Linked DNA regions of Homo sapiens: all the other regions are linked to region 4. Evidence: chromatin loops called from intact Hi-C (ENCODE). Cell type or tissue: endothelial cell of umbilical vein. All regions are shown on one strand.

The links. Hi-C counts contacts between places; a loop is a spot of excess contacts. Peaks named below come from ENCODE experiments on the same cell type or tissue, not always from the same donor. Only the 100,000 strongest peaks of a DNase experiment are listed, where the experiment ranks them.
Region 1: it touches region 4 in a loop (9-fold over the local background); 7 of 110 quality-filtered maps call a loop at or near these places.
Region 2: it touches region 4 in a loop (6-fold over the local background); 7 of 110 quality-filtered maps call a loop at or near these places.
Region 3: a loop joins it to region 4, with 4 times the contacts of the local background. A loop is called at or near these places in 11 of 110 quality-filtered maps.

Annotation. Positions count from the first base shown.
Region 1 is chr20:32,464,670-32,469,669 of GRCh38, reverse strand. The region is part of intron 5 of NOL4L (nucleolar protein 4 like); the gene reads left to right. Among named protein-coding and RNA genes, the nearest start is that of NOL4L-AS1, 94 kb to the left of the region's middle. In endothelial cell of umbilical vein, a CTCF peak has its summit at 2,754 (motif pointing right); DNase peaks (open chromatin) are centred at 3,169 and 3,929; H3K27ac peaks cover 5,000 bases.
Region 2 is chr20:32,473,231-32,478,230 of GRCh38, reverse strand. NOL4L (nucleolar protein 4 like) reads left to right here. Exons shown (of 11, transcript NM_001256798.2): 5 at 3,489-3,630. Among named protein-coding and RNA genes, the nearest start is that of NOL4L-AS1, 85 kb to the left of the region's middle. RefSeq lists enhancers at 604-1,375, 2,920-3,691 and a silencer at 2,547-2,736. In endothelial cell of umbilical vein, no CTCF peak of the experiment used is centred here; DNase peaks (open chromatin) are centred at 2,330, 2,820 and 4,080; H3K4me3 peaks cover 2,015 bases; H3K27ac peaks cover 4,382 bases.
Region 3 is chr20:32,153,322-32,158,321 of GRCh38, reverse strand. It overlaps TM9SF4 (transmembrane 9 superfamily member 4), which reads right to left. Exons shown (of 18, transcript NM_014742.4): 13 at 3,136-3,219; 14 at 353-528. Among named protein-coding and RNA genes, the nearest start is that of TM9SF4, 46 kb to the right of the region's middle. In endothelial cell of umbilical vein, no CTCF peak of the experiment used is centred here; DNase peaks (open chromatin) are centred at 2,541 and 2,931; H3K27ac peaks cover 1,674 bases.
Region 4 is chr20:32,650,198-32,655,197 of GRCh38, reverse strand. C20orf203 (chromosome 20 open reading frame 203) reads left to right here. Exons shown (of 6, transcript NM_182584.4): 2 at 3,217-3,465; 3 at 4,032-4,180; 4 at 4,317-5,000. The coding sequence starts at 4,046. The coding sequence ends at 4,766. Among named protein-coding and RNA genes, the nearest start is that of C20orf203, 21 kb to the left of the region's middle. RefSeq lists a silencer at 2,025-2,124 and an enhancer at 2,415-2,464. In endothelial cell of umbilical vein, a CTCF peak has its summit at 2,098 (motif pointing right); a DNase peak (open chromatin) is centred at 2,127.

The sequences.
Region 1 (5,000 bases), 190 kb after region 4:
GCCAGGTGCGGTGGCTCACGCCTGTAAGCCCAGCATTTTGGGAGGCTGAGGCGGGTGGATCACCTGAGGTCAGGAGTTTGAGACCAGCCTGACCAACATAGAAAAACCCTGTCTCTACTAAAAATACAAAATTAGCTGGGTGTGGTGGCACATGCCTGTAATCCCAGCTACTCCGGAGGCTGAGGCAGGAGAATTGCTTGAACCCGGGAGGCGGAGGTTACAGTAAGCCGAGACCACACCATTTGCACTCCAGCCTGAGTAACAAGAGCAAAACTCCATCTAAAAAAAAGAAAAAAAAGAAAAAAAAATAGAAAAATAAAGGAGGAAAAAAGAAAATGAAAAATAATGATGTCTGGGGCCCTATTTTTCTCAGACTTTTCTATGTATCTAAGTAACCAGAGCCTCATTTTCTTTTCAATGAGGCAGTATTGGCGCCTTTTTTCTCACATAGTCATTGGCCTCCCTGACACTGATGTGGGCCAGCCACAGTTCAAAGCTTGTCTAGTCAGTCCAGTGACTGGGGTCCCATTCCTGAGCCCGCTGTGTGCCCAGCCTGACCCTGCTGTGTGCCCAGCCTGACCCTGTGAGCCCAGAGCTATACATGTCGCTGTTCCACAGGGCAGGAAACATCGTCTCCGAGGGGAAGTAACTTGCCCAGACCACAGGGACTGGGTCTCTCCAGAGCCAGCGTTTTGGCCACTCCTGTGGAAGGACACTCAAGTCCCTGTTTTTCTTTCTTTCTTTCTTTCTTTTTTTTTTTTTTTTTTTTGAGATGGAGTCCCGCTCTGTTGCCCAGGCTGGAGTGCAAAATGGTGTAATCTCGGCTCACTGCAACCTCCGCCTTCCAGGTTCAAGCAATTGTCCTGCCTCAGCCTCCCGAGTAGCTGGGATTACAGGCGTGCACCACCACGCCTGGCTAATTTTTGTATTTTTAGTAGAGACAGTGTTTCACCATGTTGGTCAGGCTGGTCTGAAACTCCTGACCTCATGATCTGCCCGCCTCGGCCTCCCAAAATGCAGGGATTACAGGCGTGAGCCACCGTGCTTGGCCAAGTCCCTGTTTTTCATTGCTGGAAGTGGCGCTGCAGGGTGCCCCTCAGGGCTGGCCCCATGTGGCCTGAGTCTCCTGTCCTGGGCTTTATCCCCAGGCCCTAGCACTGAATAGGTGCTCAACCAACGGCCACTGAGTCACTCTTGGCAGAGATGGGGAATCAGAGAAAGGGCCTGGGAGGAGGTGGCCTGGGAAGCTGGGCAGAGGCGTGGCAGCAGGGGGCTGGGAAGGGAGGAGGTGCCCGATGCCAGGATTGAGGGTTTCTTGGGTCACCTGTTTCCAAAAGCTCCCTATGACCCCAAGCTCCAACCAGGAGAGAAGGGCAGAGAGGCCACAGCCAGGCCATCTGGGGAGGGTCTGGCATGGAAGGGTTCTGGGAGGATGGAGTGGTCGGGCCCAATATGTGGCATCCTGTAGGCAGGTCCTGGGTGCTGTGCCATGGATCTGGCCGGCCCTTCCCCGAAGTATGGTCTTGAGCTAGCCGATCCCCCAACTCTGGGCCACAGCTTCTCTCTGTGACATGGCCTGGGGGCTGTGGCCCCTCATCCTGGCATGCCCCCAGGAGCTCTTAGTGAGAAGACCAAGGCTTCCTACCTCCTGGCCCCTGCTGCCCTTGGGTGGGGCCCTCCACCACCCAGAAATGCAAACTGGGCAGCAGGGCGGGTCTCTGGGGAGCAGGTGTGTTTCCTGAGTGCCCAGGGCTCGGTATTTACAGCAGCAGTGCTGTTGGCCTCTTCTCCTTGGCCCGGCCCCCTCCCCTGTGTGCCTCCTCCCTGGCCTCCAAGAGGTCTGCAGGGAAGTGTGGGGGCACACAGAGCTCAGATCTTGCTCAGTTCCCTCCTTGCCAGGCAGCCTTGGGCGGGTGCCAACCCCTTGCTGGGCTGGGGGTGATCATCTTGGCCCACCTTGCCAGGCGGTTGAGGACCAGATGTGGACAGCACAGGCCCATTGGGGGCCAGGCTGGGACTGGATGTGGGCGGTCTTCCTCACCTCCCCCAGATTCTCTGAGCCCTGCGCACCACCCCGTTGGTCCAGTCTTGCCTCCTCAGCCAGCCTGGTCTCCCTTGGTCCCCTCTGCCATGGAGGCCTGTGGGACCCTGACTGCAGCTTACCTCACAGCCACCCTCAGCGGCATCCCCACCCCTGCTCTCAGCTCCCAACCACCGCCCGGGTTGTGCTTCTTCGTAAAGGGAGCCGGGCTAGGGGGTCCTTGGTGTCAACCAGACCCAGGCACTCACAGCTTGTCCTGAGTCCCTGTCCCTCCCTCCCCACCCACATGTGCCAGGCCCTGTCCAGGGACCCCAAGTTCCCAAGACCCTGCTTCTCAATCTGGCAAATGCCAGACCCATCCAGGTGCCCACACTGATGGGCAGCTAAGCAGGCAGCGAGGAGTCAGTGCTGCCATCCAAGGAGAAGGTGCCAGGCAGAAGTGTGCTTCTGGCTTCTGGTACTCAGGGTGCCATGGGGTGTCCCCAGCACAGCGTGAAGCCGTTCAAGTGAGGGATCAGGCAGGAAGCCATAAGGCTGATGGGGAAGGAGCTGGTGGGAGTAACGACCAGGCCACCCGGGCTCAGAGACCATTACCCGCATTACCCCTGTGCCGCGGCTCTTTCTAGTGTCCTCCTCAGGTGATGCCCACCCTCCCCTGGGCCCATCCCTGGGTCACAGCAGCCCTCTCCCACCAGGAGGCACAGAACTCCGGCCTGCTGCTGCCTCCCCGTGGACCCAACACTCATGGCCAGACGTCTGCTCTGGTCAGTATTGCATGGCAGGAGGTGTGGCCCCTGCACCAGCCTCCCTGGGCTGGCCTGTGAAAGGCTTCTCTTGCAGTGGGCTTTTAAGCCAAGCCTTCTCCCCAACACCTGCTCATTATGGCTGTGTCCATTGCCCTGACCCTAATTCTCACAGCTGAGGCCAGAAACCAGAGCTGGGCCCCATTCTCTGGGTGCAGGTCCCACCCACCCCCACCCCAGGAGCAAGAGCTGTTTGTTCCTCCTCAAGGCTCCAAATACCCACAACAGATGAGCAGGCGGCGGCCTCCTGGCCTCCCCTCCCCCAGGAGCAGAGAGCTGGGGCCCAAGCCTTCCAGGGATTGGCTGTGGGCCACACTGGCAGTCCCGGGTCACAGGAAAGTGTCCATCATCAGCTGGGCCGCAGGCGGCACAGACAATGCTGGGCTGTGCTGGGCCCCGGCCCGCCAAGGGGTGAGAGACGCTGGGAGACAGCACCGAGAGATCCCTTTATCCAGGAGTGGGCAGGGCCTACACAGCCCTGGCCTTGTCTGGGATGCTGGGGAGGACAAGCTCTGGGGCCTGAGGAGCCGAGAGGTTCACCTACTGAGAAAGTGGGTGAACCAGGCGTGGTGGCTCATGCCCATAATCCCAGCACTTTGGGAGGCTAAGGCAGGCAGATCACTTGAGGTCAGGAGTTTGAGACCAGCCTGGCCAACATGGCAAAACCCCACTTCTACTAAAAATACAAAAATTAGCTGGGCGTGGTGATGGGCACCTGTAATCCCAGCTACTCAGGAAGCTAAGGCAGGAGAATCGCTTGAACCCAGGAGGTGGAGGTTGCAGTGAGCCAAGATCACACCACTGGGCTACAGAGTGACTCCATCTCAAAAAAAAAAAAAAAAAAAGAATGGAGGTGAAGGTGAGCCTGGCCCAGTGGGGCCACGTGGGGATCAGTGCCCTTGCCCTTCGCCACCACCCCTCAGCCCAGGACACATACAGAGCTCCATCCTGCAGGCTCCTGTGTCAGGGACAGGCCCTCCTGAGGCACCTCCACCGGGAGCCTGTTCAAGGGTGACTTTCCCAGGAACCAGGAAGTGACCAGGCCGCGTTGGCGTCATCACTCCGACCTAAGGACTGCAATGCACCGAACCCAGACTGGCTTCCGGGAGGGCTGGAGGAGGGCCTGCAGGGGCTTTGGGGCCAGGGCCCTGCCCCGTGAATCATTCACACATGGTGGCCTGGAGTGGCTCTGTTTGCTCTGAGAACACGGGGAGCAGGCTGTGTGTCTCGGCTCGATCTTTGCACACTGAATTAGTGTTTATTTCTCACCGCCTGTGCTTGGCCTGGAGGACGGGGCCAGGGAGAACACCCACACACAGGCAGTTCATCCTGGGAGCGCTTCCCCGGGGCATCAGTGGCCAGTAGGTGTTGGGGGAGGGGCTCTAGGAAGTGGAGCAGTCTGGTAGCAGGGGTAGGGAATTGTCCCACAGTACAGATGGGCAAATCAAGGCTGGCCTTGGAGGCTCCCAGAATGTCTGAGAGCACTGGGCGGCCTGGGTGGTGCTTTGGGGCCTGTCTGGGCGCCTCCACTCATCCCGGGTGATGGGTCGGTGACTTCCCCCTGGAGCCTCTGGTTCCTCCCTGATGTCTGCTGCAGAGGGTGGTTGTGCAAATCAGGCATGATGAGTTACCCGCCGCCTGACACTCGGGACCTGACGCATAATTGGTGTCCACCTCCCCCTCCACTGAAGGTGGTGTCTGTCTCCAGGGCCCCACCGCTTGAGCCACCTGTCCCAAGGCCTGAACATCATCTGCAGCTTGGACACCTCTCTACGGGCCAGGAACCCCAGGGTCTCTGCAGAGAGAAATGATTTCAGTTTTAGGGGAAGATCTAGGTGTGTGACGTCTAATTCATTAGCCAAGGACGGCTACTGAGCCTTGGAAAAGGCTAGTGCAGACAGGTGTGCAATACACGCTGCGTCTCAGCGGCTCCGTAGGAAAGAAGAAGGTGAAATATCTCAGCTCTGATAACACGGTATCAATTATTTGTTGAAATGGTACTATTTTGGATATATTGGGTTAAATAAAGTAGATTATTAAAATTGATTTCACCTGTTTCTTTATTACTTTTTAAAATGTGGGTACTAGGGCACTCAAATCCCTCATGCGGCTCCCACTCTGTTTCTGTCGGACAGTGCTGCTCCCGACTGTGAGGG
Region 2 (5,000 bases), 180 kb after region 4:
ATCACCCATGAGTTCCCTCTGGGCCTCATCTTGAGACACTTGGTTGTTAAGGAATCTGGTTCCTCCCATTGAAGGGAGGAGATGTGGTGAGGTGGCCCATGGTGCGGTGACAGTGTGATGCAGGCTCTGGGCACAGGCTGCCTGGGTCTACACACCAGCTGTGCTGCTGGCTTCGTGCCCCTGGGCAGTTGGGGCAGGCGGGGCGGGCCTCGCAGGGGCAGTTATCAGAGCTGGAGCTAGGCCTGACGTGGGTGCCTGTGTTATGGGGTCATGGGAGGAAATCTAATAAAACCATTAGCCTGAAGTCCCGTGCCTGTGGGCACTGGGTGCTCCTCCTAATCAGGTGATTTTGATGCCAGGTTAGGTGTAGCCCACCTTTTCCCAGTGGGACCCATCAAGGGAGTGAGGGTTGGAGGGGGCATTTGGGTGAACAGTTCAGTGATGTGAGCCAGAGAAACCCTGGCTGTGTGTGGGGTGGCTGGCAGCGGCAGGAGGGAGGCATTGCAGGGCACCAGGGTGCCACCAGCCCACCAGCCTGCATCCTGGGCTTCATATGCCCTCCATTCAAGAACTGTGCGCAATGGGACCAGAGTCCTTAATTGTCAAATTAATGGAGCGTCCTCATTAAACACCAACACTATGCCAGGCAATTCAGTTGATTCAACAAGTCTCACTGCCTTGTGCGGGATTCAGAGGACATACAGTCTGGTCCCCACTGTTGGAAGGACCGAAGGTTTTCCAGGGAAAGACAGGGCAGAGACCCACAAGACAGTGACAGCTGGATACAGCTTGGAATTGGGATTGTGGTTCACAGCAGCAGTGTGGGTTCTAGGCGAGGGCCAACTCAGTTAGGAGGGCGTGTCCAGTCCTTGGCGATTGCACAGATCTGGCTCTGCCTCGTGTTAGCTCGTGACCTTGGGCGAGCACCTTAACCTCCTGGAGCCTCAGTTTCCTCATCTGTGGAGCGGGGCTGTCAACTGTACCTACCTGGTGGACCTGTAGTGAGGGTGAAATACCACAAGTCCAGGGGAGCGCTGGGCCCCTGAGAAGCTTTGCCTTCTGTTGTTATGGTTTGAACTTGGCTGAGAGAGGCCAGAGTGTGCGTATTGAGTGGAGTTCAAGAGCCTTTCTCCAACCTAGAGATGGCAGGTACGGCCCTGCCAGGGTTACGTGCACTGTGGGAGGGGAACTTTTCGTGTGGCTCCTCTGTCCCCGTGTGCCCGCCCATGCCTGCCCACAGCAGCCTCCTTGCCTCTCCTCAAACCCAGCAGCTTGTGCCCCACTTGCTGCTGCCTGTGCCTGAAACTTGCGTGGAGCCACACAGACCTCATGGGCTCCCCTCCTCACTTCTCGCAGGCCTCTGCTCCAGCATTTCTGACCCGTGGGGTTTTTCTGGGCTGCCCTGGCAAACAGGTCCCTCTGCCCTCTTGCCCTGCTTCCATGTGCTTTGCAGCCGTCATCAATGTTTTTCTGCTCATTGTCCATCTCCCTCGTGGATCGAGGGGTGCCAGGCAGGCCAGGAGTGTGTCTGGTCCACAGCTGAGTTTCCCAGCACCTAGAGCGGAGCTTGGCCCATAGCAGGTGCTCAGTAAATACCTGTCGAATGGATGGATGGGGAGTTTGGAGTAGGTGGCACTTTCAACTGTTACTAGAATACTCTGTCTTTTAAGTCGTGAGCATTTGAACAATACCCAAGAGTCTTCCTCCTTCAGCTGTGACTTCAGGTCAAACCCAGAGCATGGCACCCCCTGGGCATCCAGGAAGTAGCAAGGGGCCCATGCAAGATGCCCCGTTCCTGGTTCCCGGAGCCCGCATGGCACGACCAGCTGGGAAGATGGGGAGCCGGCTGCACCTTGCAGCCTTGCTCAAGGCTCCAAGGAACCTTCCCCCACCTGCCAGCCTCTCTTCCCCCTCCCCTTCGTCTCCCTCCATCCAGTTAGCACAGGGGAGAGTTTTGTTGTCCCTTTGTACCCTTTGTGCAGAGCCTTTTGAACGTGTGTGTGTGTGTGTGTGTGTGTGTGTGTGTGTGTGTCCCTCCGGGTGTGTGAGCGAGTTTTCACGAAGGAGGGCTGTGGGTGGAGGTGCTTGTGTTTATGGAGCAGGCAGCCTGTGGGAGGGAGGCAGAGTGAGTGCGTGTGCCTGTGTGTGGGGAGAGGACACTAGAGGACACGTGGGCTCTGTCCATCCCCCGAGGCCCTGGGTGTGCCGCGTGGGGACTACAGGCGTCACAGCCCAGCTCCTGTCCTCTGGATTCAGCAGAGGGTCCACACTGCACAGAAGCTATAAATTCCAGGAAACTCCCTACCAGCCCAGCCGGTGGGGGAGGGAGTGGAGGCGAATCCACACTGGTTCCCTAGCACTTGGAGCAGATGTGTCTGCCTCAGGGACAGCAGTCTAAGAAAGTTCCAACCAAAGTGTGTTTGCTCACTATAAAAGAGGTGTCTGTGAGGGGGGCCCCGGAGGGGAGGCTTGGGGGGTGCTCTGTCAGAGGTCCTCACTGGGGGCCCACAGAGGCCATTGTGTCTTGCTGGGGGGAGGCCAGAACTCCGGGTGTGGGAGCTGCTGGGTCATCTTTCTTGGTTTTACAGCCAGCTCCCAGGCACAGTTGCTTGCTGCTCCTGAAAGGCTGGGCCTGGAGGAGGTGGGGGCCCTTCCCCCTGGAGGGCTGGGTTGAAGGGGCCCCGCCCCGGGGGTTCCCGGATGACTGGCCAAGGGCCGGCCCGAAGCCGGCAGCGAGGAGAGAGGAGGCAGGCGTGGTCCTCTCTAGCAGGCCATCCGGCTGTTTGGAACGCCCTGGCGGCCCCCCAGGCCCTTGAGCTGAACCCCCTTTGCGGTCTGGTCCGAACCCTGGCCTGCCCCGCCCCCTTCCTTCTCTGCACTTCTGGGGCTGGCCCTTTCAGCCCTGGAAGCTGCCCAAGAGCGTATCTTTGAAGCACAGCAAAGGTTAGGAAGGAGGAAGACAGAAACGTCCTCTGGGCTGGGGGAGTGGGAGAAAGGAATTCCATGCATGCTTCATGGGAGTCAGGGCGCCAGGCCTGCTGGGGGCACTCAGCTCAGCCTCAGTGCCTGGTGGCGGGCATGTGCTGCTGCCCGCTTCTTGCCGCCGGGTCCTGTGCAGAGTGAGCCCCGGTCCCTGGGCTGAGAGCAGGGAGCGGCAGCCCTTGTTTACAGCGCTTGTTTCAACCTTGGCTCACAAGGGTAAGAGCCAGGCCCTGCCATCCGCCCCTGCAGGATGCGAGACCTCATAATTGTCTTCAATTACAGACAGTGCCGGCCCTTAGCCTTGGCTTCCGACAGGAACCAGAGCCGGGGCCACTTCCACCGGGCAAGGGGGAGCACCACCCAGCCCTCACTTCAAGGTTTGAGGGCTCCTGCCGCCTTCAGGGCACTCCCAAACGCCCACTGGCCCTGGGGTCCACCCACAAGGCTGCCTCAGGCTGATGAGAGCCCGTCCCTGCTGAATGCCCACCTTCTTTGTCCCTGCTCAGGATGAGACTTCTGTGAGCAGCGAGGATTTTGATATGAGCGACTCCACATGGATGTCAGCTGACCCGCACCTGGCCTCCAGCCTGAGCCCCAGCCAGGACGAGAGGATGCGGAGCCCGCAGAACCTCCACAGTCAAGAGGACGGTGAGTGCCCCTTGGTGGCAGTTGAGGAGGGGCTGTGCCCGGCCCCCTGCTCCCAGTTGTCCTCAGGTGAGAGGTGTGGACACACTCCAGGGTGGCGGAATCTGGGCCAAGGCCTTTGGGTGGCTCAGGCCCAAGCTTGCACTGCCCCCAGTGTTCTCAGCATCTCCATGGGCCCCAGTGCCCCAGCTCCTGGCTCCTTCCTCCCAAAGATGAGGGAGAGAGCCCATAGGACTGGCAGCCTGCGGGGCGGGGGGTCTGCCTGGTTGCCGGGATGCCATGGGCTTCTGCAATGTGGGTTTCAGAGTTACCAGGGGCAGGCCTGGGAAGGTTCACAGTGTACCTAACCCAGAGCAGTTCCGCTGCCCAGCAAGGGAAACAAGCTGTGTTTCTGCAGCCACATGTGAGGCTATAGCCCAGGTCACCTGGTGAGTGACCAGGCAGTGCAGCTGCCCACATTCACCCTAGCCCCTTGGGATGCGATGCGGCTGGCTGGGGAGCTGTCCGGATTCTTCCCTAGCCCTGACCGCCTCCGCGCAGGGCCTGCCAGGCAGCCTACTCCAGCCTCCCTTGGAATAGAGGCTTCCTTCTCAGGGGTTGGAGAGTTAGGGTCAGGAATCAGACCCCAAAGATCCACCCCGGCCTCCACGTGGACTCCCCCAAGTGGTTGGGCTCTGGGACCCTGGCATCTACCTTGGTGTGCCAGGGTTGTGAGGTGGCCCTGTGAGCACAGCACCCCAGCATCGCCTTTGTTTCCGTGGAGGAGATGGTTGGGGGCAGGGATGAGTGAGCTGGGCCCAAGAACTGGGGTGTAGGAGCCGGAGCCAGCAATTAGGAGGGGTTGAAGGTCGAGGCCTGGAATGTGGGAGGGAGGTGCGGATTAAAAAGGGGTGTAATGTGAACTCTGTGAAACGGGTCAGCCTTAAAGAGTAAATAAGGGGTAGGAGCCTTGCTGTTTGGGTCAAAGTTCATCTCCATGGCAGAACCTGCGCGCCTGCCTCCCGAAGGCCTGAATCCGGCTTTGTTTGGGAGGAGACCCAGTCTGGAGGCAGCTGGAGGTGTCTGGGCCAGGGGCTGGGGAGCACAGGGAGTGGCTGCAGGAGGAGTGGGGTGCGTGGCTGCCGGCAAAGAAAAGGCTTTTGTGCTTGATGCCTCGTGAGGTCGGTGCGACCCCCTCGTGCTGCCAGCCTCCCAGGCCAGTGCCGCCTTCCAGCGTTCCCACGGGGGTGGGGACCGGCGGGGGCAGCCACGTGCTCTGGGGGGCTCTGGGGCTGGGACAAGCGCAGCAGCTGACCTCCCGCCTCAACTGAGCCGATTGAGGCCACGCCCAAGGAACACTGAGGGCGGTGCCTGCAGAGCCCAGCTGGGGCCAC
Region 3 (5,000 bases), 500 kb after region 4:
TGTACTATTATAATCTCTTGAGAGGTAGGCAGGGTGGGCATTATTCTCCTCATTTTATAGATGGGCAACTGGGGTGCAGAGAGGTGGGGTGACTTGCCCAAGGTCCAAGTGATGGTCTTAACCTGTCTCACTATACCCTTCCATCCTTCCCCTTCCTTGTCCTGGTTCCTAGGATGACACCAAGTCTGCCTACAACCTGGTCACCTTGATCTTGGAGTGAAGTTAAGCTTTCATAAACTCTATTAGAGCCGGCTGAAGCGGCAGGAACTCTGGTTGCCGCACCCTTCTGGTGGCGGAGGGGGGCGTACCCTCTTCCACGTTCCCCTGCTCTTGCCTCTGCTGGAGGACTCACCCCACAAATCGGTTCATGTACCACCGCTGCTCGGGGATCTGCCGGGGAATCTGGTTGGTGCGCACAGGGTTGTCATATGGCTGCTTTCGGAAGCCGAAGTAGTAGCCCAAGTAGACGAGGGGCAGGGAGATCCCGAACCACATGCACAGCAGAGCCACCATGGTGGGAAAGGGCACCTGTAGACATGGCACCATGAGGCCCCCACGAGGCCCTGATGCCCGGGATGGGGGCTGCGCAAGGGGGAGGGGACCTTCTGGGCTCCACAGAAGGAGAGGCGACTTGTGCAGCAGAAGCACACTCCCTGCCCCCACCACAGGGCTCCTGGCCAGAATCTCTTGAGGCTGACCCCAGCCCTGATCTGGACTCCCAGTGAAGAAGGCACCTCAGCATCCCAGAGGAGCTCACCATCCAGGGAGGAAGTAGGGGAGGAACAGGAAGGAGTGGACTGAGAACGTGAAGAGATGAAGAGGTCAAAATGAAGAGATTACATGTGGCACATTATGTGAAGAAAAGAAGGGAAAAAACAACACTGTACAAAGTGCTCCCAATCTTGTCAGAATAAAACTACATGATATACTATTAAGTGTAAAAAGGAGGCTATAAACTATGTGTATAGAAGGATTCCATTTTAATAAAAACACAACATAGTCGGTCCTCTGTATCCATGGGTTCTGCATCTGTGGATTTAATCAACTGCAAACAGAAAATGTTCAGGAAGGCCGGGAGCAGTGGCTCATGCCTGTAATACCAGCAGTTTGGGAGGCTGAGGTGGGCAGATCACTTGAGGTCAGGAGTTCAAGATCAGCCTGGCCAACATGGTAAAACCCAGTCTCTACTAAAATTACAAAAAAAAAATTAGCCGGGCACTGTGGGGGGCACCTGTAATCCCAGTTACTTGGGAGGCTGAGGCAGGAGAATCATTTGAACCTGGGAGGTGGAGGTTGCAGTGAACTGAGACCTTGCCACTCCACTCCAGCCTGGGTGACAGAGTGAGAGAGTGAGACTTCGTCTCAAAAAAAAAAAAAAAGAAAATGTCCAGGAAAAAAAAAAATACAATAAAATAAGCTGGGTACAGTGGCTCACGCCTGTAATCCCAGCACTTTGGGAGGCCTAGGTGGGCAGATCACTTGAGCCCAGGAGTTTGAGACCAGCCTAGGCAACACAGTGAGACTGTATCTCTACAATTTTTTTTTTTAATTGCCGAGTGTGGTGGTGACACCTGTAGTCCCAGCTACTCAGTGGGGCTGAGGTGGGAGGACCACTTGAGCCCGGGAGGCAGAGGTTGCAGTGAGCTGAGACCACAGCACTGCACTCCAGCCTGAGCAACAGAGTGAGACCCTGTCTCAAAACAAACAAACAAAAAATACAACAATACAAATTAAAAAACAATATAGTATAACAACTATTTACATAGCATTTACATTGTATTAGGTATTTTAAGTAATCTAGAGAAGAGTCAGAATATACAGGATGTGTGTACGTAAACACTATGCCACTTTATATATGGGACTCGAGCATCCTTGAATTTTGGTATCTTCAGGGGTCCTGGAACCAATCCCCTATGAATACCAAGGGACAACTGTATCTATTTATATTTGTGCCTGGAAAGGCCTATACCAAAGAGCTAACAATACTTCCTTAGATGGGATATGGGGGATTAGAACTGATTTTTCATTTTCTTCTTTATCCTCTTCTCTACACTTACTTTTTACAAGAATCACATAAAAAGAAATATATATATAAAGTGTTTAGAACAGTATTACTACAAAGCAAGCATCATATAAATGTTTGCTGTTATTTTATAAATTTTAAATTATGTAATTCTTTTGTAAGTATATCTATAAAAAGGAAAAAAGACAACATATATTAAAGACCTACATTGTATTTATCTCTGGGTGAGCAGATTTGGGGTTATTTTAAATTTCTTCTTTAACTTCTCTGCACTTTCCAAAATTTCTACAGTGAATGTTTATAATGAGCAGCTGGTAACTGGGAGGAAAATGCTCAAAGGGAGAAGGAACACAGGGATAAAAAAGGTGAAGTGAGAGGAAGGGCATGACTGTGTCTTGAGGGTGGCTTCCTAAGTTGCTGGGAAAGAAACCCCTCCTCTGTAAGCCTGGACGTGAAGCCTCATGCAAGGACCTTTACCGCCACCCCCAGGTGGAGGGCAGAGGGCTCTACGTGCTAAGGCTAGGATAGCAAAATGCCTGCCACATCTCAACTGCAGTCCTGCTAATTGACCAAGACCCCACTCCCCCTCCCCACAACTGAGTTCAAAATCCTCCTCAGTGAGTCTTGGACAGCTGCTAGTAACACACTGGACTGGGGCTGGCAGGATTCCCAGCTCTAAGGGTAATACAACCTGATCCTTCCTTTCCTCTCTCCTCCACCTGCAGGGGCTGGTGCTGAGGGGCAGGGACACTGAGGAGGACAGGCTTGCTTTGGGATAATGACCTAATAAACTCACACTGGGCAGCTCACTCTTGGTTAAGACAAAGGGAAATTCCCCAGTTGGCCGCTGGACTGTGGAAACCTCCCTTTAGAGAAGTGGGCTTGGGTCAGTTGACTGAAAGATCTCACAGGAAGGCCAGGGCCAGGGCATGACACACCAAGGGCAGGGCTGGGGAAACCCCAGCTGGCCCTCTGCCCTCATGGCTGGGAACGTAACTCTGGGGACTCAGAAAAGGGAAGGGAATGGCAGGAAGTGGCTTTTGGGAGTAGGGCTGAGTGCAACTGGTCCTCGCTTGCTGGGGAGGGGCTGGAAGGGTAGGGGAGGCACTTACCGCTCCTGATGAGTGCTTTCCCCAAATGAAGCAATTCAATACGAAGCAGATGCCAAAAACCACACCAGGGTACAGAGTTGCCGTCTGGAGCAAGAGGGGCCGGGTTGAGGAGCAGCATCCAGGGACCTCCCCTACCTGTCCCGGTGGGGCCCCCAGACCAGAAGCTCTTAAGCCCTCCTTGTCTTTCAGACTCTGCTCAAGCATCATTCCTTCCAGAAAGTATTCCCTGACCCTCAGACTGAGCAGGACTCTGTTCTATGCCCTCTCAGGTCCCTAATACTGCCCCTTCTTGCTCTCATCCCAGTTCGTAATTACATATTTTGGCTACCTGATCAATATCCGCCTATCCCCAAAAGACTGTGAGCTCCTTGGGAGGAGTGTGTCTACCTTGTTCTCTGATGTACTCTCATCACTGAGAACACGGTAACTACTCTGGCCAGGCGTGGTGGCTCATGCCTGCAATCCCAGCACTTTGGGAGGCCGAGGTAGGTGGATCACCTGAGGTCAGGAGTTTGAGACCAGCCTGGCCCACATGGCGAAACTCCGTCTCTACTAAAAATACAAAAAATAGCCGGTGTGGTGGCTCATGCCTGTAGTCTCAGCTACTCGGGAGGCTGAGGCTGGAGAATTGCTTGAACCCGGGAGGCAAAGGTTGCAGTGAGCAGAGATCGTGCCACTGCACTCCAGCCTGCGCGACAGAGCGAGATTCCGTCTCAAAAAAAAGAAAAAAAGAACACGTTAACTACCCAATATATACATATGTAAAAAAATTTTTTTTTTGAGGGGGAGAAAAATTACCTCCAGAATCGCTTGAGCTCAGGTGTTTGAGACCAGCCTGGGCAACATGGTGAAACCCTGTCTTTACAAAAAATTAGCCAGGCGTGGTAGTACGCACCTGTGGTCCCAGCTACTTGGGAGGCTGAAACAGATGGATTGCTTGAGCCCGGGAGGCAGAGGTTGCAGTGAGCCGAGTCATGCCACTGCACTCCAGCCTGGGTAATAGAGCAAGACTCTGTCTCACACACACACAAAAACCCTAAAAAACAACTTTAACAAAACACGTATGTCTGGGCCCCAACCCAAACTGCCTAGAAGGATGGTGAAGCTCTGAGTCTTGGGGTGGCAGATGCTGGGTTCCTATGTACCTTGTCTCACCTAATCCTCACGCAAGTCTGGAAGGAAAGTCTACCATTATTCCTTTTAATGAGGACACTGAGGCCTGGCGATGTTAAAGACAACCCCTCACCACCTCCACGTCACCCAGCCTCCTGAAGGTACAGCAGAGGTATAAACGCAGGCAGTCTGACCCCAGAGCCCATGCTCCTGACCTACTGCAGTGTATTCTTGCCAGTCAGAATCTCTTGGGTGGGGTATAGGCACAGGGATTCTAGTCTAGTCAATGCACCAGAGTTACAGTTGAGACTTTTTCTTCTATTTTCTTCAGAGACAGGGTCTCACTCTGTCACTCAGGCTGGAGTGCAGTGGTGCAATCATAGCTCACCGCAGCCTCAAACTCCTGGGCTCAAGTGATCCTCCCACCTCACCTGCCTGATTAGGAGGACTACAGGCACATGCCACCACATCCAAGTAATTTATTTTTTGTAGAGACAGGGTCTCACTGTGTTGCCCAGGCTGATCTCAAACTCCTGGGCTCAAGTGATCCTCCTGCCTCGGCCTCCCAAAGGACTGGGATTAGAGGCACAAGCCACCACAACCGGCATGAACCTTCTTGCCACACTGATCACCAGGCCAGGGACTGCTGTGGCAGCCTGAGCATCCAGGTGGGTCACTAACCACAATGACGAAGGCCCTCCGGAACCTGATGCTCAAACCTCCATTGCCAGTTTCATCTTTGGCTCACAGCC
Region 4 (5,000 bases):
GGTCATGAAGATTTATGTCTATGTTCTCAGAGTTTTATAGTTTTAGCTCCTACATTTGTTTTCATCCACTTTAATTTTTGTGTATGGTGTGAGGCAGGGGTCTGACCTCTTTCTTTTGCAAGACTCTGTTTTCCCCATTGAACTCCACCATTAAATATGTTCGGCTCTTGCGGCTGAACCAAATGTGAGGGTTTATTTCTGGACTCTCAGGACTCTTATTTATATTTCATTGATCTCTATGTCTGTCCTTATGCCAGTACCACATTGTCCTGATTACTGTAGTTTATTATAGTAATTTTTGAAATTGGAAGTGTGTGCACTCCAACATTGTTCATTTTTTCTTCTTCTTTTTTTGGGGAAGGATCTTGCTGTGTCACACGGGCTGGAATGCAGTGGCACATTCTTGGTTCACTGCAATCTCTACCTCCCAGGTTCAAGTGATCCTCCCACCTCAGCCTCCTGAGTAGCTGGGACTACAGGCACATGCCACCACACCCAGCTAAATTTTTGTATTTTTTGTAGAGATGAGGTTTCACCATATCACCCAGGCTGGTCTCAAACTCCTGGACTCAAGTGATCTGCCCACCTCGGCCTCCCAAAGTGCTGGGATTACGGACATAAGCTACCACGCCTGGCCCACCATTATTCTTTTTCAGGACTGTTTTAGCTTTTCTGAGTCCCTTAAATTTCCATATGAATTTTAGGATCAGCTTGTCAATTTCTGTAAAGAACCAAGTTGGAATTTTGATGGAGATTGTGTTGAATCTGAAGATCAATTTGGGGAGTCTTGCCATCTTAATGGTATTGGGTCTTTAGATCTATGAACATTGGTATTTTTCCATTTATTTATGGCATCTTTAATTTCTTTAAACAATGTTTTGTAGTTTTCAGATTATAAGTTTTGTACTTCTTTTATTCCTAAGCATTTTATTCTCTTTGATGCTAGTATAAATTGAATTATTTTCATAATTACATTTTTGAAGTGTTCATTGCAAATGTGTAGAAGCTCAATTGATTTTTGTATATTGATCTTGTATCCTGCAACTTTGCCAAACCCAATTATTAGTTATAACTTTTTTTTAGTGGATTCTTTAGGATTTTCTCTTTTTTTTTTTTTCGCTCCATCACCCAGGCTGGAGTGCAGTGGCGTGATCTTGGCTCACTGCAAACTCTGCACCCCAAGTTCAAGCAATTCTTGTGCTTCAGCCTCCTGAGTAGCTGGGGTTACAGGCACACACCACCACGCCTGGCTAATTTTTGTATTTTTAGTGGAGACATGGTTTTGCCTTGCTGGCCAGGCTGGTCTTAAACTCCTGACCTTAGGTGATCCACCTGCCTTGGCCTCCCAAAGTGCTGAGATTACAGGCATGAGCCACTGCTCCCAACCAAGATTTTCTATATATAAGATCATGTCATCTGCAAGTAGGGATAGTTTTACTTCTTCTTTTGCAATCTGGATGACTTTATTTTCTTGCCATTGTACCCAGTACAGTGTTGAATACAAGTCGTGAATTCAACTTTGCCGTAAGAGTGGACATCCTTGTCTTGTTCCTGGTCTTGGGGAAAGCACCCAATCTCTCACCATGAAGTATGATACCAGCTGTAGGAACACTCTTCTTAGAACTCCCCGAAAGATTGGCTGGTTTACACCCTCAGTTCTAGCAGTGTGCAAGCAGGAGGCCTAGTCCCCCATCCCTTGCCAACACAGTAACCCCAGGCTTTAGAGGCAAAGAACCAAGCCTGGGAGGGAAGTGCTGCATGCTATGTCACACAGATACTCAGCGACCTACAGTTCAGCTGTCCATATGCACTGGGAGTGAGCCCTGGACACTCAGCCTTCCCTCCCCTAGGGTGGGATGTCTTGAGACCCCCTAAAAAAAAGCATTGGTACAGAGGAACTTCTGGGTTCTGTTCTTGTATTAGTCACTGGCTGTGCAACTGTAGGCAGGTCACTTCCCTCTGGGCCTTGGTTTTCCCATCTGTGTAGTGGAAAGAGTGGTCCACCTTGAAATCTTCCAACTCTGACCATCTCTGCCCCACCCACCCTTAAATTCACAGTGGCTTCAGCATCCACCACTGCCCAGAGGAGCCACCAGAGGGCGCCCCAGACCATCATTTGGCCCAGCTTGGGTGCAGGGTGCCCTGGGGAGGCTGAGAGCAGCGCCTATTTTCCAGGAGCTGCTGGCTGTGCTTGCACAGACTTCCTGTGGCTAGACCAGCCCGCTCCTCTGGCTGAGCTCTGATCTCCAGGAAGGGAGTGACGGAGGCACCATCCCCAAGGCCAGTGACCTAGCACTCACCCTGCCCGCTTTGGGTTGCCGCCTGAGGCTCAGGCTTTGCAACATCGGGGCCAGCAGCCTTGCATCTCTCAGCCTTGAGAGGCTTCCACCATCTCTGAGAGGGCCTCTCACTGGTGCTGCATCCTCTCCCCACCAAATTGCCCAGCAGCAGGAAGCCCCCCAAACTGGTGCGTGTCTGGCTACCTGGAAGGGGGCCCTCACTGTTTTTTGTGGACGTGAATGTATTCATGCTGGGGGTCTGGACAGTGTAGTCTCCAAAAACCACAGCATCCGGGACTCCTAGATACCTCCAGGATAGATCCCAGAACCTTCGAAGCAGGAATCACAGAGGTCAGGGACCACCCAGAACTTCCCAAAAAAGCCAGAGGAGGCTCCATCAGCACCCCCATGACCCCCAGGGCTGATTTTATCGTTCAAATAAAATCAAAACCTTTGCCTTGCAAATTGAGCTCCAAGACACAGCAGCATCTCCCCGCCATCCCAAGAGTCTCACCCCAGCCCCTTTGCATGGAGGGCTGCTGGGCCCCCTCTGATGCCAGGGGTATTTGCTTTTTTTTTTTTTTTTTTTTTTTTTTGAGATGGAGTCTTGCTCTGTCGCCCAGGCTGAAGTGCATGATCTCAGCTCACTGGCACGATCTCAGTTCACTGTAACCTCTGCCCCACCAGGTTCAAGTGATTCTCGTGCCTCAGTCTCCCAAGTAGTTGGTACTACAGGCGTGCACCACCACACCCAGCTAATTTTTGTATTTTTAGTAGAGACGAGGTTTTGTTGTGTTGGCCAGGCTGGTCTCGAACTCCTGATCTCAAGTGATCCTCCTGCCTAAGCCTCCCAAAGTGACAGGTGTGAGCCACTGCATCCAGCCACATTTGCTTTGCATTCTAGTTATTTGTATGTGTGTTTTCTCTCTCCTTCCAGACTGGGGTCCCCTTAAAGGCAGAGTGAATCTCAGATTCATCTTAGTCCCTTCCTGGGGTCTTGTTCAGGACCCTGCATCCAGTAGATGCTCAACAAATGTCAACATAGGAATCCAGGTCCCATCCTCTCCTCACTCAAGGGATCCAAGGCTGCCTCTTCCTCTTCCGTAGTGGTGTGGCTTTGCAGAAGTCACTTAAGCTCTCTAATCCTCCTCCTCAGAGTGCCAGACTGCAGCTGCCACATGAAGAGGTAAGACTCGGACAGGCTAGGTGCCAGGTCACCCCCCAGTTCCCCAGACCTTTCAGATGGCAGTGGCTGGCTATTCAGGTCAGACCAGTTGCTGTGCTGGACACTTCACCTTTGTTATCTCCTCCAGTCTTCTCAGAGACCCTTTGAGGTGGGCTCTGTTGCCATCCCCAGCCTTGCAAATGGGGAAACCCAGGCATGTGACAATGAGCTCCCTTGCCTGAGGTCACGTTGGTTGGTAAAGGTGTCTGAGCCTACAGCCCTGCTTTGAAGTGACTTGGGGCAGGGATGAGCAGCTTCAGGGGGTTTTCTTGTCCACCCTGTAAGAATCTTCAAGGCTCAGAGATCATTTGCTCCAATTTTCTCGTTTCTTTTCCTTTTTTTTTTTGAATAGGGTTTCGCTCTGTTGCCCACTTTGGAGTGTAGTGGGGCGATCATGGCTCACTACGGCCTCAACCTTCTGGGCTGAAGTGATCCTCCCACTTGAGTAGCTACCCCATGAGTAGCTGAACCCTCAGGCGCAAGCCAACACACCCAGCTAATTTTTTTTTTTTTTTTTTTTTTTTTAGAGAGAGGGTCTCCTATGTTTCCTAGGCCTGTCTTGAACTCCCGGGCTCAAGCGATTCTCCTGCCTCAGCCTCCCAACATGCTGGATCACAGGCAGTGGCCACCTCGCCTGGCCAGTTTTCCCTTTACAAAAACTGGAATGCTGAGCCGGGTAAGAAGTGCTGTCCCTGTCTCCCACACCTGGGCTGACACTGGGGACTGTTGGGAAATTAGGGAAGACCTAAAGCCCCTTGCGAGTCTCAGGTACTAAGATTCTATGATCTTCTTGGGGGCCTTGTTCCCAACAGGCCACATCAGTCTTGGCTGGACTCACTGCCCACCTCTGGGACCTTGGCGGTGGGGCGGGAAGGAGGACCTCAAAGGCTCAGCGAGTCCACCCCCAGCCCAGCCACCAGCGCCAGCCTCCTCCTCCGCAACACCCAGGCCCTTATCAGGAAAGGATTTGGGTTGGTGGGGAGGGGTGGGGGGAAGTTGGAGGCCTCAGGCTCAGCAAGGTGGGTCGGAGAGATAGGGAAGTGGGGAGGGGGCTGCGGGCCCCTGCTGGGCGGGGGAGGGCAATGGGAGGGATGCCCAGAATGGGCACGGTGGGGGACTTTGGCCAAGCTCTGTCCTCGCTGGCCTGGACCTCAACATGTTTCCAGGACTTCTGCCTCCCATCCTTGCCAGGCAAGTTGCCTGCACCTTTAATTAGCAAGCAGCAGTTTCTCTCCAATTCATCACGGTCGCTGTTTAATTAGCCGAGCCCAGGGCGCCCCCACCCCCAGCTCTGCCTGCCTGTCCTACCAAGGCCACCACCACCTCAGGGTGTCCCCTGTTACCACCCCCCACAATCATTCTGCTCCCCAGAGTGGGGGATGGGCCCGGCACGCCCAGCTGAAACCTCAAGGAGATTCTGGGCACCGGCGCTTGTATTCAAGGCATTCAGCAAACATGATTAGGGACCGAGGCTGTGCCAGGCTGGCTCTGGGTAG